Linked DNA regions of Homo sapiens: regions 1, 2, 4, 5 and 6 are each linked to region 3. A link is an interaction called in ENCODE POLR2A ChIA-PET data of the cell type or tissue named here. Cell type or tissue: CD4-positive, alpha-beta T cell. All regions are shown on one strand. Links, peaks and the distances in the headings refer to the core of each region. The heading gives the core; the rest is flanking DNA. Region 1 overlaps SMIM35 (small integral membrane protein 35). Region 2 has its middle 10 kb from the start of FXYD2. Region 3 has its middle 21 kb from the start of TMPRSS13. Region 4 overlaps SMIM35 (small integral membrane protein 35). Region 5 overlaps SMIM35 (small integral membrane protein 35). Region 6 overlaps IL10RA (interleukin 10 receptor subunit alpha).

Region 1 (4,856 bases), core at 625-4,624, 70 kb after region 3:
GAGGTATCTAGAGTGAAAATGTCTAGGCAGAGGGAGCAGTAGGTACAAATGAGGCAGGAGCATGCCTAGCAGGTTCCAGAAGCATCCAGGAGCCCTGGGTCATGAGCAGGAAGGCAGCAGGAGAGGAGGTACCAGGAGCCAAATAATGTAGTGCTCTGAAGACAATGAGGGGAGCTTGGCTTTTCCTCTGAGTGAGATGGGGAGTCACTTGAGGACTTGGAGCAGATAAAGGGCATGACCCAATGTTTTAAAAGGATGTCTCTGGCTGGCTACTGTGTTAAGAATTGACGAAGTAGGGAATGATGCTGGAGAAGGGGGACCAGTCAGGAGGCTACTGCAATATCCAAGCAAGAGACAGTAATTAGAGGAAAGGAGTGCAAGGAACTAAGAGGCCAAGGTCAAAGAAGATCATCTCTGTGGATGACAGAGAGAGGGACAGTGACCCAAGGACTCAAATCTTCAAGAACTAAGGGTTAGTGACTCACAGGTGGACGGACAGATGTCAACACAGCGTCATAGTGATACTGGTGGTGTTTGTGGAAGCTGGGGTTTGAAGGGTTTCATCAAAGAAAAGTCTGTCCAAAAGTAGGAAATACCAGTAGGAAAGCACCAGCAGGGAAATCACAGGCCTTCCAGAGACCCTGAGGTGAGGGAAGGAGATGTTATGTCTCCACTGTTACTTTTTTGTGTCTTCTACACAGTGCCTTCTGACTTAGGCAGGTTGCAGAAACAATTACTCTATTTTACCTTTTGATCTTTCTGGGATGCTCCTTTACCTAATATTCTTTAGTCTTTTTTTTAATACTTTTAAATTTTTATTATAAAATATTTCATGCATACAAGAAGTACATAAAATAGCATGAAGAACAGCCATGTGCCTACTAGTAATTTTTCAAAGAATTCTAAAATGCTGCCTTTCTTACTTATAAAGTAGCTCAATTTCAGAGTAGTCCTCTCCTATCTCTCCCTCCAAGTAAATACCCTCCCAAATTTGGTGTTTATCTCTGCTGTACACCTTTTTTATACCATTACTTCATATTTTTAACAAATTCTATATATCTATGTAGATATAGAGATATATAGCATTGTTTTACATGTTTTCAAACTTTATGAAAATTATGTTAGGACCACTTCCACTTCTGGCCATGGTGGAATAATAGGGACCAGGTTTACTTTCCTACTTTCATAACTAGAAAACCAACAAACCATCTAAAACAATGGGCAAAGGTAGTACAGAATAGTGATCCCTGAAGGAAGGAAGTAAAATGAAGAGCTCTCTAGGATTGCCTGGCTTATTGCCTGGGTGAGTTCCCCGAGTTCCAGCACAGGAGGGAAAACCCAGAAAGAGCCCAGCAGTCAAATTGAGGAGTCAGAATTTAAGTTCAGGGAAGCCCAGGAAGCTAGAATTTACGGACAAAATACCAGAGAGAAGGGAGCTGGACAGAGACAAGGACTCTCAGAGATCTGCAAAGGGGTCCCCCAAAGTCTTTGGCTGTGGTTTGCCTCTTAAGTTTGCCTATAGTGTCTTTTTTGAGCAGAATTTTAACTAATATTTTAATCAAATTTATCTATTTGTGCTTTTTAAAAATCTTATTTAAGACATCCATCTCTCCTCCGAGACATACTCCTTATTTTTTTTCTAGAAGTTTTAACGTTTTGTTTTTTACAGTTTCGGACTTTAATCAACCTGGAATTCATTTTTGTATACATTATCTCCATAATTTTTGTATGGAAATTAATTTTCCATCCTTTTCCCCTTCATTGCTGCTGCTTTCATATATCAAGTTAAACAGATGTGCCTGCTTCTTTTTCTGGGCTTTCAACTGTATTCTATTGGTCTACGTGTCTGTCACTGGACACTAGACATGTAATGACAAACACTGCTACATTATCTTAATTACTATGGTCTCATAATAAATCTCGGCTGGGCATGGTGTCTCACGCCTGTAATCCCAGCATTTGGGAGGCCAAGGTTGTCGGATCAACTGAGGTCAGGAGTTCAAGACGACCAGCCTGGTCAACATGGTGAAACCCCATCTCTACTAAAAATACAAAAATTAGCCAGGTGTGGTAGCGGGCAAAGGTAATCCCAGCTACTCAGGAGGCTAAGGCAGGAGAATTACTTGAACCCAGGCAGCAGAGGTTGCAGTGAGCCAAGATCGCACTAGTGCACTCCAGCCTGGGTGAGAGAGCGAGACTCCATCATAACTAACTGACTAAATAAATAAATATATAAATAAATCTTGATAGCTGGTAAAATAAACGCTCCACTCTATCCTCCCTCATAAGCATGTTAGTTATTCTGAGTACTTTTCTCTTTCTTGTGAATTTGGGAATTCGTTTTTCAAGGTCAGTGAAAATCTCTATTAGAATTTGATTGAGATAACAGTAAATGTATAGGTTTATTTGGATAAAACTTATATATTTGAGATACTGAGTCTACAAACTTACAAGTATGGCAAATGTTTTCATTTATTTTGGGTCATCTTTTATAGACTGTCATATGTTTTATAATTTGTCCCTTAAAGGTTTGGTACTCTTCTTGCTAGATTTATTCCTCAGTACTTTATAATGTTGTTGTAAGTGTGAACAGGAGCTTGTTTTGTGTATATTGGTTTTCCATGTAATAGTGTTGCTGAATTCTCTCATTCTAATCATTTTCTTCTGGTCTTCCTTGGATATGTAGACTATTATATTGTCCGCAAATAAAGGCCATTTGCTTTCTTACTTTCTGTTCTTATATGTCTCAGTTTATTTTTCTTGTCTAATTGTATTGGTTAGAACTTCCAGTATAATGTACCTTGATATATGTATTTGATGCTCTAAATTTACCCCTAAGCATCACTTTAGCTTCATTTTATAAGACTTGATACGTAATATTTTTACCTTTGTCTGATCTAAATGTTTTTTAATTTCCACTGGGATATCTTCTTTAACCCTTGAGGTATTTGGCAGTGCGTTTTTAGTTTCCAAATTCACAGGGTAAGGTTTTTTTTTTTACTATTTATTAAGATGGACATGAGTTATAGAATTATGGCTGGTATAAGAAAAGAGTAACAGTTAATTTAATTTTAATACTAGCTCAATGTTTTCATCTAACTCATGAAGTCAAAGTAAAGCTTTTAGAAGCTTACTCTGTAGGAGGTAAAACATTGGAAATTATTGTGAATGTTACTGAAAATTCAGTTTAAAAGTTTGACATTAACAATAAAATTGTTTTTTCTTTTTACTTACTTTTGTCACTCTAAACTTCAGTCTTAGATATTTTTTTCTGGGCCTATCTTCTAGCTGACTAATTCTTTCTTCAGCTGTGTCTAATCTGCTATTAATCATCCTTAGTGTTTTAATTTGTTATGGTGTTTTTCATTTCCATAATTTTAACTTAATTCTTTTTATAATTTCCAATTATTTATTAAATTTTTCCGTTATGTCTAATTTTATATCATTTGCTATACATCTTTCCTATAGTTTTTATTCATTATTCTAGGGTTTATAAAATGTATCTTTAACTTATCACAGTCACATATAAAAGGGAAAATAAAGATATACCATATAAAAACTAATCAAAGGAAAGCTGAAGTGGCTCTGTGGATATCAGACAAAAACGATTTTAAAACAAGAAATATTACCAAGGATGAAGAAGGACATTTCATAATGATAAGAGGGACAACTCATCAAGAGGACATTTCATTATATAGCTTTAAAATATAAAAAGAAAAAATGAGTAGAACTGAAAGACAAACTTTAAAAATTCATAATTATTATTAGAGAATTCAACTCTTCTCTCTCAGCAATTGATAGAACAGGAAATCAGCTAAGGATATAGAGGACACAAACAACACTGCCAGCTAACTTGACCTTGTAGACATTTACAGAACACTACATCCAACATCTGGGGAATACACATTGTTCTCAAGTATATATGGAGCATTCATCAAGACAGATCATATGCTAAACCATAAAACAATAAGTCTTTTTTTTTTTTTTTTTTTTGAGATGGAGATGGAGTTTTGCTCTGTCACCAGGCTGGAGTGCAGTGGTGCAATCTCAGCTCACAACAACCTCCACCTCCCTGGTTCAAGTGAGGTTCAAGTGATTCTCCTGCCTCAGCCTCCCGAGTAGCTGGGACTACAGGTGCCTGCCACCATGCCCAGATAATTTTTGTAATTTTAGTAGAGACAGGGTTTCACCATGTTGGCCAGGATGGTCTTGATCTCTTGACCTCATGATCCGCCTGCCTTGGCCTCCCAAAGTGCTGGGATTACAGGCGTGAGCCACCGCCCCTGGCCCAACAATAAGTCTTAGTAAGTAAATCTCAATAAATTTTTAAAAGTTAAAATAATATACAATATGTTCCCTGACCACAGAATTATATTGGAAAATAAAGACAAAAAGATATCTGGAAAACATCCCAATATTTGGAAATTAAACAACACACTTCTAAAAACATCCTGGGTAAAAGAAGATATCACAAGGGAAATTAGAAAATACTTAGATCTGAATGATATTGAAAACACAACATAGCAAAAATGTAAGTTGAGGAGACAGTCCAAGGCAGCTAAAGTTCACAAGACAGAGGAAAGAGCTACATCAGGTAAAGAATCCAGCTATGTGCAGAGGGACCCCCTCAAGTATTCAATAAGTAATGAGTGCCTGTGTATAAAGGAGCTACCTGAGGCCAGAGAATCATCTGAAAGCATTCGTGGGAAACAGTGTCTAGCATTCAAATAGGGCTAGAAGCAGGGCCTATTCCCATAAACCAGACTAGAAAAACTCGTAATTCACAGGGTATTGGATAGGGAACTCAGGAAGTTCTTGCCTTAGTGGTGAGAATAATTAGCCTTAGACTGTTCAGC
Region 2 (4,813 bases), core at 814-4,813, 140 kb before region 3:
CAGCATGGCCTTTTAAAGCCTATAAACTCTCCTTACAATTCCCCCATTTTACCTGTCCTAAAACCAGACAAGCCTTACAAGTTAGTTCAGGATCTATGCCTTATCAACCAAATTGTTTTGCCTATCCACCCCATGGTGCCAAACCCATATACTCTCCTATCCGCAATACCTCCCTCCACAATCCATTATTCTGTTCTGGATCTCAAACGTGCTTTCTTTACTATTCCTTTGCACCCGTCATCCCAGCCTCTCTTCGCTTCACTTGGACTGACCCTGACACCCATCAGGCTCAGCAAATTACCTGGGCTGTACTGCCACAAGGCTTCACAGACAGCCCCCATTACTTCAGTCAAGCCCAAATTTCATCCTCATCTGTTACCTATCTCGGCATAATTCTCGTAAAAACACACGTGCTCTTCCTGCTGATCGTGTCCGACTAATCTCCCAAACCTCAATCCTTTACAAAACAACAACTCCTTTCCTTCCTAGGCATGGTTAGTGCAGTCAAAATTCTTACACAAGAGCCAGGACCGCACACTGTAGCCTTTCTGTGCAAACAACTTGACCTTACTGTTTTAGCCTAGCCCTCATGTCTGCGTGCAGCGGCTGCCACTGCTTTAATACTTTTAGAGGCCTTTCCTACAAGGTCTGAGAAGGCCACCACAGTCATTTCTTCCCTTCTGTCAGACATAATTCCTCAGTTTAGCCTTCCCACCTCTATACAGTCTGATAACAGACCAGCCTTTATTAGTCAAATCAGCCAAGCATTTTTTCAGGCTCTTAGTATTCAGTGACAGACTAATGGTCTATTAAAAACACACCTCACCAAGCTCAGCCACCAACTTAAAAAGGACTGGACAATACTTTTACCACTTTCCCTTCTCAGAAGTCAGACATGTCCTCAGAATGCTACAAGGTACAGCCCATTTAACCTCCTGTATAGATGCTCCTTTTTATTAGGCCCCAGTCTCATTCCAGACACCAGACCAACTTCGACTGTGCCCCAAAAAACTTGTCATCCCTACTATCTTCTGTCTAGTCATACTCCTATTCACCGTTCTCAACTACTCATACATGCCCTGCTCTTGTTTACACTGCCGGTTTATACTGTTTCTCCAAGCCATCACAGCTGATATCTCCTCGTGCTATCTCCAAATTGCCACTCTTAACTCTTGAAGTAAATAAATAATCTTTGCTGGCAGGACTATGCTGAATCTCCATAGGCACTCTCTAATTAAATGTCCTAGGTCCTCCCAATTCTTAGACCTTTTATACCTGTTTTTCTCCTTCTCTTATTCCATTTAGTTTTTCAATTCATACAAAACCGTATCCAGGCCATCACCAATCATTCTACATGACAAATGTTTCTTCTAACAACCCCACAATATCACCCCTTACCACAAGACCTCCCTTCAGCTTAATCTCTCCCACTCTAGGTTCCCACGCCACCCCTAATCCCGCTTGAAGCAGCCCGGAGAAACATCGTCCATTCTGTCTCCATACCACTCCCCCAAAATTTTCACCGCCCCAACACTTCAACACTATTTTGTTTTATTTTTCTTATTAATATATGAAGGCAGGAATGTCAGGCCTCTGAGCCCAAGCCAAGCCATCGCATCCCCTGTGACTTGCACCTATACGCCCAGATGGCTTGAAGTAACTGAAGAATCACAAAAGAAGTGAAAAGGCCCTGCCCCGCCTTAACTGATGACATTCCACCATTGTGATTTGTTTCTGCCCCACCTTAACTGAGTGATTAACCCTGTGAATTTCCTTCTCCTGGCTCAGAAGCTCCCCCACTGAGCACCTTGTGACCCCCCTTCCCTGCCCACCAGAGAACAACCCCCTTTGACTGTAATTTTCCATTATCTTCCCAAATCCTATAAAACGGCCCCACCCCTATCTCCCTTCGCTGACTCTCTTTTTGGACTCAGCCCGCCTGCACCCAGGTGAAATAAACAGCCATGTTGCTCACACAAAGCCTGTTTGGTGGTTCTCTTCACACGGATGCGCATGAAACTTAGTTCATAATTGGCTAAGCCAGGGCTCAAATCCAGGTCTGCTGATTCCAAAGCCTGTGACCTTAGCTGTGAGGCCAAGGAAGAAGGGATCACGCACACCTCTGACCACCCCAGCTGCCTACCCTGACCCCACAACTTCCTTGCTCCTGGAGGCATGGAGCAGGGACAGGGGTGGTCCACCTGGTTGGTAATCAATCACTCATTCATTCCTCTACTCAACCAGTCACGTGTGCACTCAGTAAACATGTATGGAGGGTGCACTAAGTGCCCAAAGGGGGGTGAGGCACTGGGATCGGTGGGTGAACTTTCAGATGCAATCCCTCCCTCATGTAGCTTATAAGCAGTGGGGCCTCAGATGTGAAGGCAAAGCTCAGAATTCAGGGGATTCAGGGTCCCCTGGCAGGTGCCCAGGGTGCTAGAGAGAGCAGGTCAGGAACACTCTTGAACAGCGGAGGCCCAGCCTGGCTCGTCCCCCTCCTGCCCCCTGGGGCGGGTGTCTGCGGCCTCCAGGCTACTCCTGGATGATTTTATTAGCTGTGTTGGGAGCATATGGTCCTCGGACATGAGACCTGAAGTAGTATTTACTGGAGAGCCGAGGACACCGGGTTCCCGTGTGGGCTGGGTTTGGCACGCACTCGGTTACTGATTGATAGGCCATTCAGGAAACAAAGACCACAAGAGAATTCAGCATGCTCCTGGCTCGGGGCCAAGCCAGCCTCATCTCCTTTGCTTTGTCAAGTGTGTCTTTTTGTCTGCCTTCATCACTTGCTGGGCGCCTCTGTGTTCACTGCCGGGAGGAAGCCAAGTGTGTATTTGCAGGGGCTGTGGGGGTGTATCCAGCTTTTCTCTAAGAACAGCTATCCAAGGGGCGGGAGGGAACAAGGGGGTCAGCCACAGCTCTCCCCTTACCCCTTCCCCTGAAAAGTCACAGCTCCTTGACGTGTGAGCTGAAGCTTGGGACTTTTGTCTTGTGTCTGTTTTTTCCAAAGCCAAGTCCAGAGACAGACCAGGGCCTTCCCAAGGTCACACAGCAAGCCAAGGGCAGAGCTGGCAGTGAAACCAATTTTCCACCTTCCACGGTGTGGTCTGCACTGAGCTGCAGGCAGGGCTTCCGGGGCCACAAATTGCTTCCCCAGCTCAGAACATTGCCCTCTTCTCCCCTCCCTGCTGCCCTGCTCACCAGGGGGAATTCCTCTCAGTGACACCAAAGAAGCCCTTTGGGGAAGTGACAGTGAGCATTTCTTGAAAAGGGAACCAAGTTTAGACATCTAGAGACAGTAGCAGCCGCGGTGACTGGCGGCCTCCTGGGGCTGAGGAACTTCGGGGTGTCACTCAGGGTGACAGCAGGTAGCCCAGCAAGCCCATAGGAGCAGGACAGGCCAGGCTGGGCCTCCACTGTTCCAGGACTGTTCCTGACCTGGTGTCACCTGCACCCTGTGAAGGGAAGCTCAGAATTCAGGGAGACTCAGGGTCCCCTGGCAGGTGCTCTGCCCTGGTCTCCCGCCCTGCCAGGGGACCCTAAGTCTCCCTAAATTCTGAGCTTGCCTTCACATCTGAGGCCCCACTGCCTACAAACTGAAAATGAAATCTGCCAAAACGGGTTGGGGAGCTGCCACTCCTGAACATAGCTCGTCCCAGTCCCTTCTAGGCATGAGGTCCCTCCACACCTGGGGGAGACCCTCCCCCAATCTCCCAATGCCACCTTCTTTGCCCCTCCAGTGTCAGGTTGAAGCTCTGGGAATGAACGTTTGAAGTTCTAAACAGGATTTCTTCCCAAGTCCTCAGTCACTCAACGGCAAACTATGAAGTGTCCCCAGCCTGTGAGGCTCCTCCTGCAGCCAAAACTGGGAGGGGGCACTGAGTCTGGGCCCAGGCTTTCTTCCAAGGCTAGGACACTCGGGCCCTTCCGTGGCTCTCCCAGTGCAGCCCTGGGCTCAGCACTGCCCTCCCAATGTCCCGGAAGGAGGCCGCTGTGGCCCTGGCTCCGAGGCCCAGGCCCAATCCATCTTCCCAGCCAGTGACTCGCTCTGACAACAGGGCCGAGCTGCCGTGGCATTTGCCTCTGATCTCCGCTGGCCAGGCATTTGTCAGGCAGCCTGCTAGGAATGAAGAATGGGCGCTTGGTGAGGCACAGATTACCCGCCCCAGAGGCCCCTGATGAATTGCAGTTCAGAGCTCAGCTGCCTGGGGCCATGGATCAACAGGGAGGCGACTAATCTCCCCCACAGCAGCCCTGCCGAGCAGAGCGGAGGGAGGGTGGAAGCCTGGAGAGTCTGGGAGGAGACGCTACACCACCCCCTGCCCTGGGCCTTTCTTCAGCACAACACCCCTCACGCCCTCCACTCCCACCCGTCTGTCCAGGGAGCCCACTTCCTTCACTAGACGCAGCGCCAGTGGAGACGCTCAGTTCTTTGGGGGCACCCCTTCCTTGCTCCCTGTACAAGAGAGAGAGTTCGGAATTGCTGGGGGGGTGGGGTGGAGATTTCTCCTGATGCCCCAAAGCATTTAGAAAAACTGGAGGCCCATGCCAGGGGCACCCTCACCCTGGACAGGAGATCAGCCTGTAGGAGCTAGCGATCGGCCTGTCTGAGGCTCTTCTTCCTCTGATGGGGAAGTCCAGGCCACCCAGCCAGGAAGTGCCTGCCAGAACCCAGCAGAAGCCCTCCTGCCCCCATGCCCACAGGGCTCTTTCTCTGGAGCTGCTCAGAGGCTGGATGGGTTTGGATGGTGGACCCTTTAGCAAGGGATAGGTGTGGGACTGGCTGCTGGCTCACAGGCTAATTCTCCTGGCC
Region 3 (4,856 bases), core at 265-4,264:
CTTGAGCCCAGGAGATTGAGGCTGCAGTGAGCGGAGATCACACCACTGCACTCCAGCCTAGGCAACAGAGAGAGACACCCCCCGCCCCGCCAAAAAAAATTAATTAATTAATTAAAAATATTTTTGGCCGGACGCGGTGGCTCACCTCTACCCAGAGACTGTCACAGCCAAGAGGAGCCTATGGAGACATGGCAACTAATTATGACACCCTGGATCAGATGCTGGAATAGAAGAAGGATGTTAGGGCCGGGCGCAGTGGCTCACGCCTGTAATCCCAGCAGTTTGGGAGGCTGAGGTGGGCGGATCACCTGAGGTCAGGAGTTCGAGAGCAGCCTGGCCAACATGGCAAAACCCCTTCTCTACCAAAAACACAAAAATATTAGCTGGGCGTGGTGGTGCATGCCTGTAGTCCCATCTACTGGGGAGGCTGAGGCAGGAGAATTGCTTGAACCTGGGAGGTGGAGGTTGCAGTGAGCAGAGGTCATGCCACTGCACTCCAGCCTGGGGGACAGTCTTGCTCTGTCCCCCCACCAAAAAAATTATTTTTGTCTCAAAAAATAAAAAATAAAAATAAAAAGGAAGTGGCTAATGGGAAAGAAGGGAGGCACCTCTAAAAATGAGGTCAGGGATCTATCTAAGAAGGTGATGTAAGATGACACCTGAATGGTGAGAAGGAGACAGAGAGAGATGGAGGAGAAGATTGAACAGTGAGGAAGGAAGACAGAGATAAAGAAGAAACGGCACTTAGGATGATGCCTCAATAAGAGACTCCCATGGCAAGGCGCCCGATGTGATTCTCAAGCCAGGAAGATCAATGTGTGCATTCAATCGTGTGTCCAATCAGGGCACAATGTGGTCTCTCCTCTGAGCCCTTCATTTTCACAAAATCGATCATAGTCATGGATGTTTTATGCAAGGGGATTTTTACTTCTTAATTTGGTTTCTGTCTTGGTTTTGGTGGAAATCAAGGGAAGAACTGAGATTGCTACCCATGGAGCAGAACAGAAAACACACGTTTGAAAACAGAAGCCCAGAGGTAAAGGCAGGGTGGCCCACACATCCCCCTGGAAATTCCTCTCAAGCAGGGCTCCAGACCACATCAGGCCTGGGGCTTGAGATTCAAGCTTGTCTTATCTAAATCTTGAGGAGCAGGGAGGCCTTGGCTGATTTTTAGGATATAATCCCCAATGTGTATTGAGCACTTACAAGCTCTTTCCTTTCAATCTCTCTTTTCATCTTTGCATCCAGGTACCGCTGTTATTCCCACTTTATAGATGAGGAAACTAAGGCCAGGAGATGTTAAGTAACTTGTTGAAGATGGCATAACTAATAAGTGGGAGAAGCAGGATTTAAATTCAGGTCTGACTCCATCCCTGTGCCCTGAACCACGCACACCCTACGTATGAAATATATAAATGAATTTTAAAATGAATGCTTTTTGGCCAGGTGCGGTGGCTCACGCCTGTAATCCCAGCACTTTGGGAGGCTGAGATGGGTGGATCACGAGGTCAGGAGTTTAAGACCAGGCTGGCCAAGATGGTGAAACCCCGTCTCTACTAAAAATACAAAAATCAGCCGGGCGTGGTGGCGTGCACTTGTAATCCCAGCTATTCGGAAGGCTGAGGCAGAGAATTGCTTAAACCTGGAAGGCGGAGGTTTCAGTGAGCCAAGATTGCACCACTGCACTCCAGCCTGGGTGACAGAGTGAGACTCCGTCTCAAAAAAAAAAAAAAAAAGAAAGAATGCTTCTTTTGCCCCCCTGCCCCCAACATTCAGATAAAAGCACTTTCTCTCTTTTGAACTTCCATAGCAGTTGCTCTGGGTTGAAATTGGAAAGAACCTTTGAATACATAGGGCAGCAGTTCTCAATCAAGGCACATTGGCAATCTCTAGACATTTTTGGTTGTCACAACTAGTGGTGAGGAATGCCGCTGGCATCAATTGGATCGAGGCCAGGACACTGCTAACAACCCCAAAATGCACAAGACAGCCCTCCACGAGAATTACCCAGACAAAAATGTCACAAATGTTGAGGCTGAGAAACCCTCCGGTAGAGGGTGTCGTCAAGGAAAGCAGCTGGCTGGCTGGAGTGATGTTATCTTGATAGTTTAACCTCAACCTGGGGTTTGTTTCTCACTTGTCAAGCCCAGAACCTTGAGTTTGTGAATTCTCTGAGATGAAAAGGTCCTGAAGAAATGATTCACATCAAACCAAAAAGCATAAGAAAGTGATTTTTAACTTTTTAGAAAAACACAGTTATCCTCCTCCAACCCAAAACAAGCAAGAATTCTTCCTATTATTAACCCTTCCACTGCCCCCACCAACACATACACACAAATACCCACTGGAATCCATCCAGGGAACTGGGCAGTAAACCCTGGGTGGTCACCTGCAGCTCAGCACCACTTTTGACTCCACCTGTCCAGAGCTACTGTGGTGGCACCTGGGGAACAGGTAAACAGAAGCAACCTTTCTAGAAAGATCCAGACCTGGAGATAGTCTGAGATTTGCAGAGACAAAGCCAAAGGGAGAGAGCCCAGGACAAAGGCCAGTGAATTCTCCAAAGTGACGTGCATGCATTTGCCACAAGAAACCTGGTGGCCACAGAGTCCAGAATGCTCTTGTCAGCAGAGCAATAAATTCTGTCCCCAGAGAGAAGCTCACTTCAGGCTACAGACAGACTCAGCCACTGAAGCAAACCCTCAGGAAGCCAGCTGCTCATCCAGTGTGCAACAAACCCTCACAAGAGAGGTGTGCGAACTTCGTAGGCTCTTCAGCCTTCCAGAGGACCTTCCTCATCCCAGGATTGACCAGGCCAGACCCTGCTAGAAGGATTCTAGCACCAAATGCACTCTACCTTCAAGCTCTGCCTCTCAGTCCTAGGGAGACCTGTACTGTGCACTGGAGGCCCTCCCTCTCACGGAGGCTTTCTTCCTCTTGTTGGCACGTAGACCAAGTTGTGGTTGAGTCTCTCTGCAGCCTAAAGTCAGCTGGTATCTAGATTTGATCTGGGATGCGTTGACTTTCTAGTTTAGCTCTCTTGTGTCCCTTGTTTATCAGTACTACTAGTTCAGGGGGCACCTGTCTGCTTCACTCTGGCCCTGTGCTAGATCACCAGTCACTTTCTACACTGTGTTAGCGTCACCTGAGCATGTATGTCACCCTCCCCACTAAGTCTAGGGTTGGCAAGACAGCTCAGGCAAAGTCAGAATTGCAACCCAGCTGTACTGAACACTGGCTGTGTAACCCTGGGCAATGGATTTCATCTCTCCAAGTCTCAGTTGCCTCATCTATAAGCCAGAACTCCTGACTGCAGCTGGATCGGGTCGGTGTGAGGATCAGATCAGGATAGACACACGCAGTGCCCCACACCATGCCTGGTGGGTGGTGAGCACTCAGTGTGTGTGGGCTCTCATCGTCGCAGCGGATGCCCTGCACAGAGCCTGCGAGTGGGAGCTGGTGCCTCACAGCAGCAGGTGCCATGCATGTCTGATTCAGGGAATCGGTGCAAACTCCTTGTTCATGACTTGTTTCAAGCACATATGCTCGTCTGACCAGTGCAGATTCAAGACTTTAGTAGGACAGAAAGAACAGCAGTGTGGCCAGGTGGGGTCACAGGCTTGATGCCAGCCCTGCCTCCACCCTTTGCGGCTGTGGGACCCTGGCAGGTTACTTAACTACTCAGTGTCCTCAATGAAAAGCGGGGCAGAGGGCAACCCTTCCCTTCTAGGCCAACACTGCCCATTAGAAATGGAACACAAGTCACAAACACAAGCCGCATATGTGATTTTTTAAAATGTAGTACCTACATGTCACAAACATTTTTTTAAATGAAATTGGCCTTAGTCATATCTTTTTTCTAACCCGGAATACCCAAAATATTGTCATTTAGATATGTAATCAATTAAAGAATGAATGGGATATATATATAAATATGAACTCTTTGATATCCAGTGGTTTTTTTTTTGAGATGGAGTCTTGCTCTGTCGCCCACGCTGGAGTGCAGTGGAGCGATCTCGGCTCACTGCAAGCTCCGCCTCCCAGGTTCACGCCATTCTCCTGCCTCAGCCTCCCGAGTAGCTGGGACTACAGGCGCACATCTCAGGTCACACTAGCCAGCTTTCGGGTCCCCAGCAGCCACGTGGGGAGTAGCTACCACTCAGGACTGTAGCTCCAAATGAGCGCATGGAGGTAAATTAGCTGGACCCAAGTAGGTACATGGCGAATGTTGGCGTTATTACCTCCCCACTTCAAACGGACAGTGCGCAGGTGACTGAGTAGTTACATAACAAGGTTTTCTTTTCATTCATGTTTTCACATTATACAGATGGTATGTAGTAGTGTATAGAGGCTAAGCACACAGGCTCTGATCCAAACTGTTCGATCCTACCTCTGCCGCTTACTAGCTATGTAGCCGGGGCAAATGACTTAACATCCCCGTGCCTCAGTGTACTCATCTGTAAGAAGGAGTTAAAATAGTGTGGTTGTGAGGATGAAATGAGTTAATTTATATAAAGTGCTTAGAACAGTGTCTGACACACAGTAAATGCACAATAAATGTTAGGTACTATTGTTTCAAGTTTGCTGAAGAAATTCTGAAAATATAGAAAAGTTAGAAGAAACATTAATTGTTTAACCTCAGAGTCTTTTCTACCCAAAACAACCACAGCTGACATTTTTCTCTGGTGGTTTTTTTGATAAAACATGAGGCCCCACCTACTTCCTCTCTTGAAAAGCTATTAAGTGTCTCTCCCTCCCTCCTTTACTTCCCACCCCACCCAGCTTTTCTGCCCTTGCAATCAATCTCTGGCCCCAGGACACAACCCAGAAGCCAGGTGGAGATGAAAAAATATTTC
Region 4 (4,856 bases), core at 276-4,275, 100 kb after region 3:
ACATTGAATTTGAGACACTGGCTGGGGACCCCAGAACCGTCTGTGAGTGATTTGAAGGGAAGCTGCAATTCTCGCATGTTTGTTCCACCCTTAATTTTTTTTTTTTTTTTTTTTTTTTTTTGAGACAGAGCCTTGCTCTGTCACCCAGGCTGGAGTGCAGTGGCGCGATCTCTGCTCACTGCAACCTCCACCTCCTGGGTTCAAGCAATTCTCCTGCCTCAGCCTCCTGAGTAGCTGGGATTACAGGCACACACCACCACGCCCGGCTAATTTTTGTATTTTTAGTAGAGACGGGGTTTTGCCATGTTGGCCAGGCTGGTCTCGAACTCCTGACCTCAGGTGACCCACCCACCTCGGCCTCCCAAAGTGCTGGGATTACAGGCATGAGCCACCGCACCTGGCCCATCCTTAATGCTTTTAATTTAATTTTTGCGTGTGTGCTTTTTAATGGTCATATATGTTTGAGTATAAATACAAATATACTTTATAAATACATAAATATCAGAGTGCATGCGCAAAATTGTTTATTGATGGGAGGCGTGATCTAAAGAGTCTGGCAAGGGTAAGTCCACGTTCCTCACTAACTACTCCTGCCTTGGATTGCCGTCAATGTGTCCGCCGTGCAAACTGTGCCTCCCACACTAGATGCTGAGGGAGGATAGTCAGGGAGGTGTTGTGGAGACCTGTGCCACTGAGTTCAAACCACCTCATGCTGAAGTGGAGTCACTGGGGCCTAGAAGGTACCAAGGGGCCCAGGATCCTTGTGGGGAGCGGATATAGAGAGGGTCTTTGAAGTCTCTCAGTACTGGAATGAGCACAGGGCTTGCCTTCAGAGGAGTGTGTGCTGGAGCCCCAGCCCTGGGACACACCAGTTGCACAATCTCAGGTGAGCCACTCTGACCTTCCAGGTTGTCTTCCATAAAATGAAGAGGCTGGTGAGTGATGTATACCTCGTGCTATTGCTGTGAGAGTCACATGAAGTAATGGAAGAGGAAAAGGGCCTTGGGGAATCACAGAACATCTTCCTTCACCCAGGCAGCATCCCAGGCACAGGTTGCCCCACAGGCCTCCTGGGCTCCTAGGTCTGTAAAGACGGGGTGCCAGCTGGGGGAACCTAGGCCAAGGCCCCTGCCCAGACAAAGCCAAGTCTGGCTCAAGTGGGCCAGAGTCATGCACAGCCCAGGTGAGCTGGGCACTAGCACCCAGCCACTGACACCAACCATCAGCTGCCCCTGCCATCTGGAGACCCAAGGCAGCTTTGGTTCTCCGTTTATCCCCACCAGACCTTGGGCAAGAAGGTGGGGAGCAGAAACAACTGACACATACAAAGTGGCGGTCACCCATCCTGAGCACCCCCGCAGTCCTCCTGCCTCAAAGCCTCCATTTCACTCACTCTTCTAGCCCCCACCCTTGCTTCCTCATCATAAGTGCCGGCCGATGCATGCATGTTGCAGAAAATAGGATAAATCAGGGTTGCTTTGATTGGTTGCAAGTTCAGAGGCTTTGGGGTTTTGTAGATCTGCCCGAAGCATTGAAACACCTAAATACTTGGATGATTCCTCTCTCCTTTGTCACCTCTGCCACAGGGATGCATCTTGAATCCCAGACCCAGGACTTCCAAACCTTTGAGCATCCTTTGTAGAAAATGGCTCCAGTGACCTCCCCCAATCCATCCCCACCCTATCTGCAGAAGAGCTTATCTGGGGGCAGGGAAGATGCTTTGATTCATTCCATTCCCCTATTTCTGATTCTCATCCTTTAGTAAAGCAGGAGAGACAGAAGGGATTGCTCTGGGCTTTTGTGAAGATGTGTGAGGGAGGTAGAGGCAGGCTCATGTTTGCCTGTATGCAGAGCCAAGAAAGGACCAGTGGATATCGGAGGCATTGTCTTTTATTCTAACTGGTGGCACAAGAAGCAGAGAAACTATCCTATCCAGTTTTGTACAGACGATGCTATGCCTTGTATTGTTCTCTGTGGATTTATAACAAAGGCTGACATCCTGAAACAGATGGGAGTTTCTCACACTCAGGCACACAGCTTGCTCACCCACCCCTGGGTCTCCCACAAGCCAGCTCACTGCCTGGCACACAGGAGCCATTCGTGGATGCTGAAGTGAGCCATGAGGACAAGGCCATGCCTGATTCGGCACTATCCTAGCACAGTCTAACACAGCTGGATGCTCGGTTTTCTTTATTTGATTAAAGGCAACTTAAATTAGCGGCCACTTCTCTCCTCCCCATGCCCTGGATGAGACCCTCATATTGAACACCCAGCAGATCTTGCAAATCAGGGCTGAGTCTCAGCGATCCATTGCACTGGTGATAGCCTGAAATTGAGGTTAAACCCAGGCGAGAGCTCTCCCAACAGCCCAAGAAGGGGGTAACGGTGAGAACTCTCACTACAGTGCAGACAGTGTAACAAGGGCTGCCAGCTCCACCCCACCTGTGCACACCCTTACCATCAAAACACACCACAGGAAGGGGAGAATAACAAAGCCAGCCATGTCATCTGTGGTTTCACCTCTACAGTGACACATTTTCCTGTACTGGTGCCCCAGCAGGGCAATCTTAGTTTAGGTTGATACTAATACTAATACTAATACTAATACTAATACTAATACTATACTAATACTAATACTCTTGGGTTGATTGTGAACAAGAGACACGGGTGACGCAGGGAGAGTGCTAGGTGTGAGGTCCCACCTGCCAGGTGTCTGAATCATGAACCTTCTGCAGAGGGAACAGTACTGCCTGCCTCCCTAGAACATGGCGCTGATGACATGAGAGGTGTGAAAGTGCCTGGCAAAGAGCGGGAACTCTTCCACACTGTACATTGTTTAAAGCGGGAATAAGAGTTGCTGTCCAGGTTCAAAGGCAACTCTTGGAACAATGCGGGTAGCGGGTGCTCTTTGCATAAACACCATAGAAAAGGTCATCCCCACCCACGTCCCCCAACAGCTGTGCAGCTCTGCCTCCCTTTCCCCAGAGGAAAACTCAGACTCCAGTTTCCCGCGTCCGGCCTTCTACGGCTGCTCAGGACTCCAGGGGACAAAAGAAGGGCGAGAGGCAGGAGTGAGAGGGAAGTGGGTGGTTTGCTGCAAGCGGGGAGCTGCTGAGGGCAGGCTGGGGCCCTGCAGGGAAGCAGGGAGATTGTGGAAGATGTGTCTCCCACGCAGAGGAGGATTTGCCAGGAGGCCAACAAGCTAAGCTTCAAGCCGCTCACTTGTACGGACCCTTCCAAGTCCCTCTTCCTAAGTTTGTATTTATAATTTTGTATTCTTCATCTAAGAAAGCCTCAAAACTATGTAAGCCTCAGGCCCCCACAGAACCTGAGTCTGCCCTGGCTCCCACATAGAATGCTTCTCTCCTCTGAGATAAGCCCCTAGCTCTTCCCTAACGTGATCGCCTACGCCCCCTTCCTTCCAGCCACATCCCACGACCCCCACCTGGGCATTTCTCTGTCCAGCCAAACATAGGCATTGGCTTATAATGTGCCCCTGCCTGCCTCTCCTGGAACCTCTCAGCCTGGGGCACTCCTGCTCACCCTCCGAGACCCACAGCAAATACTTCCAACAATAGGAAGCCTTCTCCCAGGTCCCAGACAGAATCAACACTTCATCCTGGGTGCTGCCACCACGCTCAGCATGTCCCTCTGTCATAGCACAAATACCCCACAGGGGACTGCACTGTTGAAGGTCCACCTCCCAGCCTAGGCTGTGGTTCCTCCAGGGTCCAGACAGGCTTATCTGATTCTGTGTCTCCAAAGCCTACTAGCTCACAGCCGGGTCCGGTGGCTCACACCCGGAATCCCAGCACTTAGGGAGGCCATGACGGGTGGATTACCTGAGGTCAGGAGTTCAAGACCAGCCTGGCCAACATGGTGAAACCCCCATCTCGACTAAAAATACAAAATTTAGCCAGGCGTGTTGGCAGGGCGCCTATAATCCCAGCTACTTGGGAGGCTGAGGCCAGAGAATCGCTTGAACCCAGGAGGCAGAGGTTGCAGTGAGCCGAGATCATGCCGTTGCACTCCAGCCTGGGTGACAGAGCAAGACTCTCTAAAACACACACACACACACACACACACACACACACACACACACACACACAAAGCTTACTAGCTCAGGGCTCCCAGGTACAGGGCAAATGTTCCTTGAATAAATGAATTAACTGATGGCCTCAGCCAGGGACAATGGCAGAGTGACTGAAAAGGTCGGACTTCAGTCCTGGAGTCCCACCTGCATGGCTCCCATGCTCTGGCAACCCTTCCTTGGATTCCTTATTCAACTCCTCCAAACAGCAGTCCTGAGAAACCATTCCTGCAACCTGAGCGCCCTCTGGTGGCTGAAATGTTGCCTTCCCCCAAGAACTAGAGGCAACGGGTGGGGCCTTCCTTGGACATCCAGCATAGCTCTTTAATTCCCTAAAGCAATGTGTTTACAAGGCTCTTATTCACTTGGAGGCTCAAGTCCTACCATTTATGTTATTCTTTAGCCTGGAAGCTTTGAGAACTCATCTCATTCAAGGTCCCAAAGACCCCCACCCCAGCCCCTGTTCCTCTGACAGTGATGTGGTCTCCACATCTGCCTGCAAGGTCTCAGAGAGGAAAAAGAGGAGTTGGACCAAGACACAATCGCAAACACTGTAACCTCAAATGTTAAAATCCTGAAAGATTGTAATCTCTAAAGTCTAAACCCCTAACATCTAAAATCCCAAAAATCACAATCACAGGATCGTTTTTTGTTGTTTTTTTCCTTCCTTTTTCACTATTTTAAATTTTCAGCATGATTTTTTACAATTCCCTATGCTAGGTATTTCATCTTTGCATCATTTGCAAGACTGGAGGTATAAGTTATA
Region 5 (4,856 bases), core at 257-4,256, 95 kb after region 3:
TAACTGGGCGTGGTGGTGGGCGCCTGTAGTCCCAGCTACTCGGGAGGCTGAGGCAGGAGAATCGCTTGAACCCGGGAGGTGGAGTGAGCCAAGATCGCACCACTGCATTCCAGCCTGGGCGACAGAGAGAAACTCCATCTCAAAAAAAAAAAAGGAAAAGAAAAAGAAAGTAGGTTATGGGGGGGCCAGGGGAAGTGGGGAGAAAAGGAGGGGGTTATCTTAGCTAAAGGGTATGGGTTTTTTTTTTAGGCGATGAAAATGTTCTAAAATTGACTGTAATGGTGGCTGCAGATATGCATGAATATATTAAAAACATTAAATTATATACTTCTAATGGGAGAATTGTATGTTATGTGAATTATATCTAAACAAAGCTGTTAAAAAAGCGATAAAATGCCAACCTATATTTATCTCTGTCTAAATTATCCCCTGGAGAGAAGGAGTTCCTAAATCCTTAAACTTGAAGAAGTGCATTGAAATGCATTTTCTATAATCCAGGTTTCCTGCAGATATGTAACACTCAAAACCCATGCAAAAAGCAGAGGTATCAAGATCCTTACACTTAGGTAAGAATCTACCCTAATTGTACTTATCTATCCATCTACTCATATTCCAGAAACCAAATCTTAGTCACTGAGAAGTCTGGCAGAATTGAAAAAAAAAAAAAAAAAATGCAGCCGTGAGTACGTGCCAAGCAGCATGAAGGTAATGGTGGCATTATGCACCTTACTATTTACCAAGCCATTTGGATGAACTGACCTAAAGCCAGGAGATCTTGCAAATGGTCATCCCACCGCCCATCTAAATCATGATTTCTCTCCAGATGCCCCTCCAACTCCCATTTAAAGTTCCTTCTAGGATGGGTGCGGTGATTCATGCCTGTAATCCCAGCATTTTGGGAGGCTGAGGGTGGGCAGATCACTTGAGGTCAGTGAAACCCTGTCTTTACTAAAAATACAAAAATTAGCCAGGCGTGGTGGCGGGCACCTGTAATTCCAGCTACTCCGGAGGCTGAGGCAGGAGAGTTGCTTGAACCCATGAGGCAGAGGTTGCAGTGAGCCGAGACTGCACCACTGTACTTTAGCCTGGGCAAGAGTGAGACTCCATCTCCAAAAAAAAAAAAAAAAAGTTCATTCTACTAAAAAAAAAACAAAACAAACAAACAAACAAAAAACCTCCTAGTTTGATCACTTAGAAGAAACCTCCAGCAGGTGATTGGACATCTCTAGCTTTTAGATTATACTGACAAGGAACTTTAAAACAAAACAAAACAAAAAATGAAGAAGCAAGCAGCACAACCCCCTGGAAGATTAGCAACACATCAAACAAAATCAGAAGGAAGTTCTAAAACTCAAAACCTAAGTACAACAGACCCTAGTGGGAGGCCCTAGGCTTTACTATTAGGATCAATGGTGGAGGCAGATGTGGAGATGATATTGCCCAAGGTCCAGGTTTGGCAAGAAAAATGGAACATTTTCATCTCCATTGGCTTCTAGGCCCCCTCACCCTCAATACATCAGGTTTTATGGAGCCTACACTTTTCTCCAGCTGGAATCAAGAATTCCTCCTTTGTTGCTCATCTGTTGCTCATCAATTCCACGTTTTAAAGATCAGTTCAAGTTGCAGAAGAATAGATATCACATAATTCTAGTTATGGTATACACACATGCACACACACACACACACACACACACACACACTAGAGAGAGAGAAAGGCTGTCACCAAGTTGCGGTTCTCCCTATGATTAAGGCAAGTCAGGGCAGGTGTAAAGCAGGTGATGATAGGGTTTATGAAGAACCAGGGGAGTGGGGTAGGGAGTAGAAGTAAAAAGAGCCTTTCAAGTTTTGCCTTAGTATTAGCTTGAACCATATAAAATTGTCATTTTTAAAGGTCAAAAACAGGTATCATCAATTTCACATGATTTTCATCTTTTGCAATAGAAATATTTGTGTGATGAATAATATTGCTGAAGAAAACAAACCAATCACATAACAATAAAAAATCAAGTATCTCCTGTTTGAAACTAGACCCATTGGTTTGTTTACTGCTCTCTAAACTTTACCTTCACTCTCTCTCTGATAATGTACAGCTCTGAATCTTTCAACCCAGTATAATGAATGAACAGACAGCAGATTTCAGGCAGATCTTTTTAACTCTTGACCATCGGGATATTTGCTTTAGCAGTGTGTGATGACGGAAAAAGACTTGGAGCCAGGCCATCTGGAAGCTAAAATATCATTACTCTGGGCAAGATTGAGTTTTAATCCTCTCTTATGTTGAAATGGGGATTAAAATATTAACTTCACAAGGTTAACGTGAAGATTAAGTGAGACGTGTATGTGAAAGGAGAGTTATATGGCTCCTGACACATGGTAGATATTCAATAAGTTATTTTCCTTCACTTAGAGTGAAATTTTCTAGAACAGCATAGAGTGTTGGCAGCTCTTCAATAATTTATCAGTAGCCTTTGTCCTCCTCTGGACAGAGACCAGTTAGGCACCAAGTACCCATAGAGATCTCCACCTACTGATGACCAAAAGTCTGCCTTTGATCTCTAATGCAACAATAAGGTGGGCAGAAACAGCCCCTGACAGATCACAATTTCCTATGACATAAAACAAGGCTCAGAGTCGGGCCCCTTTATCTTTAAGTGATGATGCCACTTTGGTCTGATACCACATTAGATTAGATGGATGTGTGATCTCCTACCAAGCACACAGGAAGATTGGCATCAACCTTTGCACTGATGATAGGGTTTATGAAGAACCAGGAGGCCCCAAAAAACTGTAAGTCCTGGTGCCTGGCTGTGTCAGAAATGCAGTCTTAACATCAGGTAGTTTCCTGCCTGCTTAGCCCTCAACCTCAACAGACGCCTGGATATCAAGAACCTTGCCTTAAGTCTGAGCCAAGTTGTCCCTCCAATTAAGGCAAGTCAGGGCAGGTATAGAGCAGCTGTTCCCAAATTCTTCAGAGTTCCCTACGGATCTTTCAAAGAATGGAGTACCTGGGACCCACTCCAGACCTATCCAAGGAAACTCTCCAGAGGTGGGCCCAGGAATTTGTAATTTTCAATAAGCTCCCCAGGGGATTCTTTCACAGCCAGACTGACACCGTTTGAGTCTGGAGGACAGAGGAACAGGTCCATCAAAGTCTATTCATATGAGAGTCGGTATAGGGAGTTTCCCAAAGTAATTAGTTCTGGTTATCTCACTTTGAGGAGGAAGAAAGTGAGAGTCATACTGAACATACTTAAGTTTAGAGAGAAGGATGTTTAGATTTGAAAATGTATTGTTTTGAGTAAAGGAGTTTAAGATAAATAAACATTTTAAATTTCTTTGTAGAAGCCAGTCCCAAGAATAGTTTTATTACTTCCCTAAGCAAGATAAAGTCAAGGAATAGAAGTGAGCTTCCCTACCACTGAATGAGTTTTAGGAGTAAACCGGCTGCTGAGAGTCAGCCACCACCCCAATGCGGTGACCTTGGGAGAAATGACACACACTTTGTCCTTGTGTCAGTGGCCCACATGTTGTGTGCATCTGCGAGGGTCTAAGGGGGTTAGCATATTGTGACATGTTTACACGTGGTCTGTGACATGGATTTATTGGCGATCTCATCTGTTTTTAACTAAATTAACCAATTAACAAGCATTCTAGAATACATACACTTGTTGTGTGTCTGAAAACAGAGAGAAAGGGAGAGAGATGGAGACAGAGAAAATATCCAAAGAATGAGCCCTGGCCCCAGTCGGGGCTTTGGAGGTTGGCATTCTGGGGCATTCTTGACAGATGACACCCTGAAGCTCAGCTCTTCTGCCCTGACTCTTCCTCAACAGAATCTTGGTGGTGGCTCAGGACAGCCAAGATGTCATCTAGGAGCAGGCATGGGCAATACACCCACAGCCGGCCACAGCCATCTCAGAGGATCCCAGACCTTAGACTGTCCTGTCCAGAGACTGAGGGCTGGGAGAGATGGAGAAAACAGTGCTTCTGTTTGAAGGATTTAGTGGACGGAGAAGCCCCATGGACAGAGAAGCAAATAAGTTATTTCAGCAGCCAAACTGAGACTTTGAGTATGAGCTATGGCCACTCACCTTGGGGGCAGTCAAGGCAAAGCTTCCTTTACAGCAGCCTAAGCAAATGCCTTCTGTGGGCTGGGGATCTCTGTGACCCTCCACATTTGTCCCAGGGTACTGGCTTGAGTGCCTAAGCTTTGCTAGGCAAGGTCTGTGTCTTGGGAAGAAGGAGATGCAGACAGCAGCCCAGAGCGTTTCAAGGGGCTTGTTGACAGTCTCTTAGGAGGTGTCTCTGGGGCTCAGATGGAACCTCGCCAAGCCCTCTCTCTGCATGCCTCCCCATCACTGCCCCCAGAGTGGGGGTGCATCCGTTGGTAACATGGGAGGTGATCATAGTGGTACCCAGGAGCCATTTATTGTTTTAATAGCTATGCATTTATTTTCACGTTTTTAAGAAGAGACTTAACTAGCATATCAAATCCTGATTTTGTGGATTTTATGTCTTAGAACAAGGTTAAAGGAAGTAATTAATTTAAAAAAGTGAGTCAGATTTAAGAAAAATATTAGGCCGGGCACGGTGGCTCACAGTTGTAATCCCGCTGAGGCGGTCAGATCACCTGAGGTCAGGAGTTTGAGTCCAGCCTGGCCAATATGGCGAAACCCAGTCTCTATTAAAAATACAAAAAAAATTAGCTGGACCTGCTGGCGTGCTCCTGTAGTCCCAGCTACTCAGGAGGCTGAGACACGAGAATCACCTGAAGCTGGGCAGTGGAAGTTGCAGCGAGCCTAGATTGCGCCACTGCACTCCAGCCTGGATGACAGAGCGAGACTCCATCTCAATAA
Region 6 (4,856 bases), core at 461-4,460, 51 kb after region 3:
GGCAGAAGTTAGGCACGAGGCAGTCTGGGCACTTTTCTGCAAGTCCACTGGGGCTGGCCCCAGCCAGGCCCTGCAGGGCTGGTCAGGGTGTCTGGGGCAGGAGGAGGCCAACTCACTGAACTAGTGCAGGGTATGTGGGTGGCACTGACCTGTTCTGTTGACTGGGGCCCTGCAGACTCTGGCAGAGCTGAGAAGGGCAGGGACCTTCTCCCTCCTAGGAACTCTTTCCTGTATCATAAAGGATTATTTGCTCAGGGGAACCATGGGGCTTTCTGGAGTTGTGGTGAGGCCACCAGGCTGAAGTCAGCTCAGACCCAGACCTCCCTGCTTAGGCCACTCGAGCATCAGAGCTTCCAGCAGGAGGAAGGGCTGTAGGAATGGAAGCTTCAGGGCCTTGCTGCTGGGGTCATTTTTAGGGGAAAAAGGAGGATATGATGGTCACATGGGGAACCTCCCCTCATCGGGCCTCTGGGGCAGGAAGCTTGTCACTGGAAGATCTTAAGGTATATATTTTCTGGACACTCAAACACATCATAATGGATTCACTGAGGGGAGACAAAGGGAGCCGAGACCCTGGATGGGGCTTCCAGCTCAGAACCCATCCCTCTGGTGGGTACCTCTGGCACCCATCTGCAAATATCTCCCTCTCTCCAACAAATGGAGTAGCATCCCCCTGGGGCACTTGCTGAGGCCAAGCCACTCACATCCTCACTTTGCTGCCCCACCATCTTGCTGACAACTTCCAGAGAAGCCATGGTTTTTTGTATTGGTCATAACTCAGCCCTTTGGGCGGCCTCTGGGCTTGGGCACCAGCTCATGCCAGCCCCAGAGGGTCAGGGTTGGAGGCCTGTGCTTGTGTTTGCTGCTAATGTCCAGCTACAGACCCAGAGGATAAGCCACTGGGCACTGGGCTGGGGTCCCTGCCTTGTTGGTGTTCAGCTGTGTGATTTTGGACTAGCCACTTGTCAGAGGGCCTCAATCTCCCATCTGTGAAATAAGGACTCCACCTTTAGGGGACCCTCCATGTTTGCTGGGTATTAGCCAAGCTGGTCCTGGGAGAATGCAGATACTGTCCGTGGACTACCAAGCTGGCTTGTTTCTTATGCCAGAGGCTAACAGATCCAATGGGAGTCCATGGTGTCATGCCAAGACAGTATCAGACACAGCCCCAGAAGGGGGCATTATGGGCCCTGCCTCCCCATAGGCCATTTGGACTCTGCCTTCAAACAAAGGCAGTTCAGTCCACAGGCATGGAAGCTGTGAGGGGACAGGCCTGTGCGTGCCATCCAGAGTCATCTCAGCCCTGCCTTTCTCTGGAGCATTCTGAAAACAGATATTCTGGCCCAGGGAATCCAGCCATGACCCCCACCCCTCTGCCAAAGTACTCTTAGGTGCCAGTCTGGTAACTGAACTCCCTCTGGAGGCAGGCTTGAGGGAGGATTCCTCAGGGTTCCCTTGAAAGCTTTATTTATTTATTTTGTTCATTTATTTATTGGAGAGGCAGCATTGCACAGTGAAAGAATTCTGGATATCTCAGGAGCCCCGAAATTCTAGCTCTGACTTTGCTGTTTCCAGTGGTATGACCTTGGAGAAGTCACTTATCCTCTTGGAGCCTCAGTTTCCTCATCTGCAGAATAATGACTGACTTGTCTAATTCGTAGGGATGTGAGGTTCTGCTGAGGAAATGGGTATGAATGTGCCTTGAACACAAAGCTCTGTCAATAAGTGATACATGTTTTTTATTCCAATAAATTGTCAAGACCACAGGAATCGTGTGAAACTAGTCAGATTGCTGATGGCACATTGGCTCATGGAGGACTCGGTTGTTGATAATGAGGAGGGTAATAATGTGTGGGATGTGTGATGTCACTTTAAGGAAACAGGGCTGAGGACTCAGGCTTAAATCTGACAGACCCAGGGAGTCCTCATGCTACCTGTATTGTGACCTTGGGCCCATTACTTATCCTCTCCAAGTTTTAATTTCCCCACCTGTCACGTGGAGTTGACAACTCCCCATGAGGATGTTGTGAGGTGTAAATGAAATTGCACATAAAAAGTTTAACATGGTGCCAGGCATGTGGTACTATGTGCCACTAGCTGTCATTGGCTGTTGAGTCTGTAAAGAAAAATGGACAGCTTTTCTTGGAAACAAGTGAAAATGAAAGCGATAAGGAGTGTGCAGCGGGACTCTTTCAGAAGACAGAAAAGGAAGAGGTGGAAAGCACAATGCAACGTTTTGGATGTGAGTTCTGACAATGTGGAGAGAAGAACCTGGAAACCCCTCCTTTCCAGGAAGACAGCAAACTGGGCCTCCCTGGAGCTCTGTTCCCAGAGCCCTGTCCCTGGCTCCCCTTGCCCAGGAGGCATGTCCCAGTGGTGGTTCTCCTAAGTGCGGAAGCCATCTGCACTCTATTCTAGAAGCAGCCTGCTCCCTCCATGAAAAACCCCATGTGGGTTTGAATTTCTCCCCATGCTCAGCCCAGTGGGTAGAACAAACCCAGGCCCGCGGCCTGAGCTTCCTGGGTGTGCTTTTCTCTTCGTCCTACCTGAATCCCCTAGAAGGTGACTGGGGACACCTCACCTCTTTTCCCCTGTGTCATCTCCAATCTTGCCTCACCCAGTTCATTCTGAGAAAATAACTAGTTCTGAGGAAGTGCTGATCCTATCATCTTCAGAGAACTTGACTAATATCACGCCATTTCAGACCTGCTCAGGCTTTTGCCCTAGAGCCCTCCTTGTCAATATTGGAAAGAAAAGTAGTGTTGGTCACTTTCTCCTGGAAATGAGGTGTTAGCGATGGCTTATTCCCCATGGAAAAGGCCCCTAAGGTCTAAATATAAAGATTCAGAGAGTAAAAGGAATTACATTCAAGGAACTGCAGCCAGTTTGGTTGGATACGACAGATCAAAGAGCAGCTTGCAGGACAGAAGGAAGTCAGAAGACACAGCCCTTGGTGCAGGCCCTGCCTGCTCCGTTTCTGTGGAATGAGTAGGAGTTTGCGCTGGTTCATCTCTGCTTTGAGGCTGCTCTGTAACCACTCACCACAGACAGGCCCTTGGGAGAAACTGAGCGAGTCCTTCCAAGCAGCCGGGGCTGATGAGACACTTGCAGATTTCTTGGGAATTTGGATTACAGCCCCCAACAGAAGGCCCCAGCTGTTCTTCAACTGAGCAATCTCCTTCAAGGGCTTTTCCAAGCTGAGGAATGCGTAATGCTGTCTTTGTGTGAGCTAATGGAACTTCCTCTTAGTACAGAGAGGGGGTAAATGGGCCACCATTGAGTGAAGAGGAAATTCAATAAACTGTGTTTTCCCAACTTTGTAAATAGCTATAGTCAGGGTGTGCCTTGTCTACCCAGCATATATTCATCCCCCGGCCTCAGTGTTCACACTTTCACAGAAGACACACAGTCCCTAGGAAGCTGGGTCCCACCCCCAGAGCCCATGCTGCTCTGCTGGGTGGAAGGTCTCTGAGCCCCACATGGGAACAGCACAGCAAGGGAAGCTGTAGGCTGTGACCACCTGGGACCACTGACAGGTCTGCTGCCTAAGTGGCAGGTCTGGGCAGTCAGGGCTGATTTGATCAAGCCTCAACCTAGAGGACCCTAGATACTAGGAAGCTTGACTCATTCATTTCCTGTTGTGCTCATGGGTTAAAAAAGCAAACCCACAGTTTTGGGTTTGAAGTAAACCCCAATTTAAAATTAAATGCATTGTTATTAATGACACACAGCACATTTTCCCACTATCATCTCGATCCTAACTTCACTTAATTTCCCATAAACCTCCAAAAAGGGTTGTGGGACCCAATAAACACTCTGCCGAAGAAGGACTGGGTAGGATAAAACTTGTGTTTTAAGAATATGGCTCTATCCAAAGCATCAGACATGAATCAGAAAGGATGGGGCAGGAGGCAAAGAGACCTGGCTGGAGACTTTTATTGTAGTCAGCATTTCATTTTGTCAAAAAACATTACGAAGCACTTGTTATGTGTTGGACATGGTGTGCAGCCCTGGGTACAGAGTGGTGAACCAAACAAGTGTGGCTTCATGGAGCCTGTCATCTGGTTATGAAGATAAACACCAAGCAAATAAACACAACAAACGTATTACTACAATCAGTGATAAGTGATGTGAAAGAAACTAGTATTCCACATGAAGGATGAGGCAGGAGGCAGAGAAACAGGGTAGGAGGCTGTCTTAGGCTGGGCTACTATAACAAAACACCATGGACTGGGTGGCTTAAACAACAGACATTTATCTCTCACAGTTCTGGAGGTGGGGAAGTGCAGGATCAAGGTGCCAGCTGAGTGAGTTCCCTGGGAGGGCTCTCTTCCTGGCTTGGAGACGGCCTCCTTCTTGCTGTGGCCTTACACGGTGGAGATAAAGAACTCTGGTCTCTCTTCCACTTTCTTACAAGGGCACTAATCCCATCATGGAGGCCCCATCCTCATGACCTCATCTAAACCAATTACCTCCCAGAGGCTTTACCTCCAAATACCGTCACATTGGGAGTGACAGCTTCAACATGAATTTGGGGAAGACAAAAATATTCAGTTCATAAGAGAGGCTTATACAATAGTCTAATCAAATGACAGTATTGAGCAGGGGCAGTGGGAACAGAGAGAAAGGGACAGACTCAAAGACATTTTAAAGGAAGCATTATCAAGATGGGGCAACAGGCTGGAGTGAAAGAAGGAGGTCTCAGAAGTGCTAGTCACACTTGAACCCGATGATGAGAAAAGCGAAATATGGACATGGAAGGGAGACAGAGGTGTGGAGGGAGAGGGGAGATGATGAGTTCTGGCTTAATAATGACAAGTCATCCAAGAAAAGGTCTTTCAGCAATTGGCAAGGCT

Evidence for each region. ChIA-PET counts read pairs that join two places held together with the same protein. Peaks named below come from ENCODE experiments on the same cell type or tissue, not always from the same donor. Only the 100,000 strongest peaks of a DNase experiment are listed, where the experiment ranks them.
Region 1: POLR2A ChIA-PET joins it to region 3 with 10 read pairs; 9 of 35 experiments call an interaction of 5 or more read pairs at or near these places.
Region 2: POLR2A ChIA-PET joins it to region 3 with 33 read pairs; 11 of 35 experiments call an interaction of 5 or more read pairs at or near these places.
Region 4: POLR2A ChIA-PET joins it to region 3 with 175 read pairs; 12 of 35 experiments call an interaction of 5 or more read pairs at or near these places.
Region 5: POLR2A ChIA-PET joins it to region 3 with 36 read pairs; 12 of 35 experiments call an interaction of 5 or more read pairs at or near these places.
Region 6: POLR2A ChIA-PET joins it to region 3 with 42 read pairs; 11 of 35 experiments call an interaction of 5 or more read pairs at or near these places.

What each region holds. Positions count from the first base shown.
Region 1 is chr11:118,018,060-118,022,915 of GRCh38, forward strand. The region is part of intron 1 of SMIM35 (small integral membrane protein 35); the gene reads right to left. Among named protein-coding and RNA genes, the nearest start is that of IL10RA, 34 kb to the left of the region's middle. In CD4-positive, alpha-beta T cell, for the core only: no CTCF peak of the experiment used is centred there; no DNase peak of the experiment used is centred there.
Region 2 is chr11:117,812,314-117,817,126 of GRCh38, forward strand. It overlaps a transcript of DSCAML1 not described here. Among named protein-coding and RNA genes, the nearest start is that of FXYD2, 10 kb to the right of the region's middle. RefSeq lists enhancers at 1,497-2,074, 2,864-2,943. In CD4-positive, alpha-beta T cell, for the core only: no CTCF peak of the experiment used is centred there; DNase peaks (open chromatin) are centred at 2,718, 3,218, 4,078 and 4,648; H3K4me3 peaks cover 934 bases; H3K27ac peaks cover 2,543 bases.
Region 3 is chr11:117,948,433-117,953,288 of GRCh38, forward strand. No RefSeq gene overlaps it. Among named protein-coding and RNA genes, the nearest start is that of TMPRSS13, 21 kb to the left of the region's middle. In CD4-positive, alpha-beta T cell, for the core only: CTCF peaks have their summits at 2,067 and 2,268; DNase peaks (open chromatin) are centred at 2,059, 2,959 and 3,429; H3K4me3 peaks cover 2,074 bases; H3K27ac peaks cover 3,767 bases.
Region 4 is chr11:118,049,246-118,054,101 of GRCh38, forward strand. The region is part of intron 1 of SMIM35 (small integral membrane protein 35); the gene reads right to left. Among named protein-coding and RNA genes, the nearest start is that of TMPRSS4, 25 kb to the right of the region's middle. In CD4-positive, alpha-beta T cell, for the core only: no CTCF peak of the experiment used is centred there; DNase peaks (open chromatin) are centred at 2,456 and 3,726; H3K27ac peaks cover 3,171 bases.
Region 5 is chr11:118,043,662-118,048,517 of GRCh38, forward strand. All of the region lies in intron 1 of SMIM35 (small integral membrane protein 35), which reads right to left. Among named protein-coding and RNA genes, the nearest start is that of TMPRSS4, 31 kb to the right of the region's middle. In CD4-positive, alpha-beta T cell, for the core only: no CTCF peak of the experiment used is centred there; DNase peaks (open chromatin) are centred at 1,730, 2,750 and 3,150; H3K27ac peaks cover 3,452 bases.
Region 6 is chr11:117,999,714-118,004,569 of GRCh38, forward strand. IL10RA (interleukin 10 receptor subunit alpha) reads left to right here. Exons shown (of 7, transcript NM_001558.4): 7 at 1-1,770. SMIM35 (small integral membrane protein 35) reads right to left here. Exons shown (of 5, transcript NM_001394165.1): 5 at 3,921-4,856. Among named protein-coding and RNA genes, the nearest start is that of IL10RA, 16 kb to the left of the region's middle. In CD4-positive, alpha-beta T cell, for the core only: no CTCF peak of the experiment used is centred there; DNase peaks (open chromatin) are centred at 2,128, 2,548, 3,388 and 3,568; H3K4me3 peaks cover 884 bases; H3K27ac peaks cover 3,878 bases.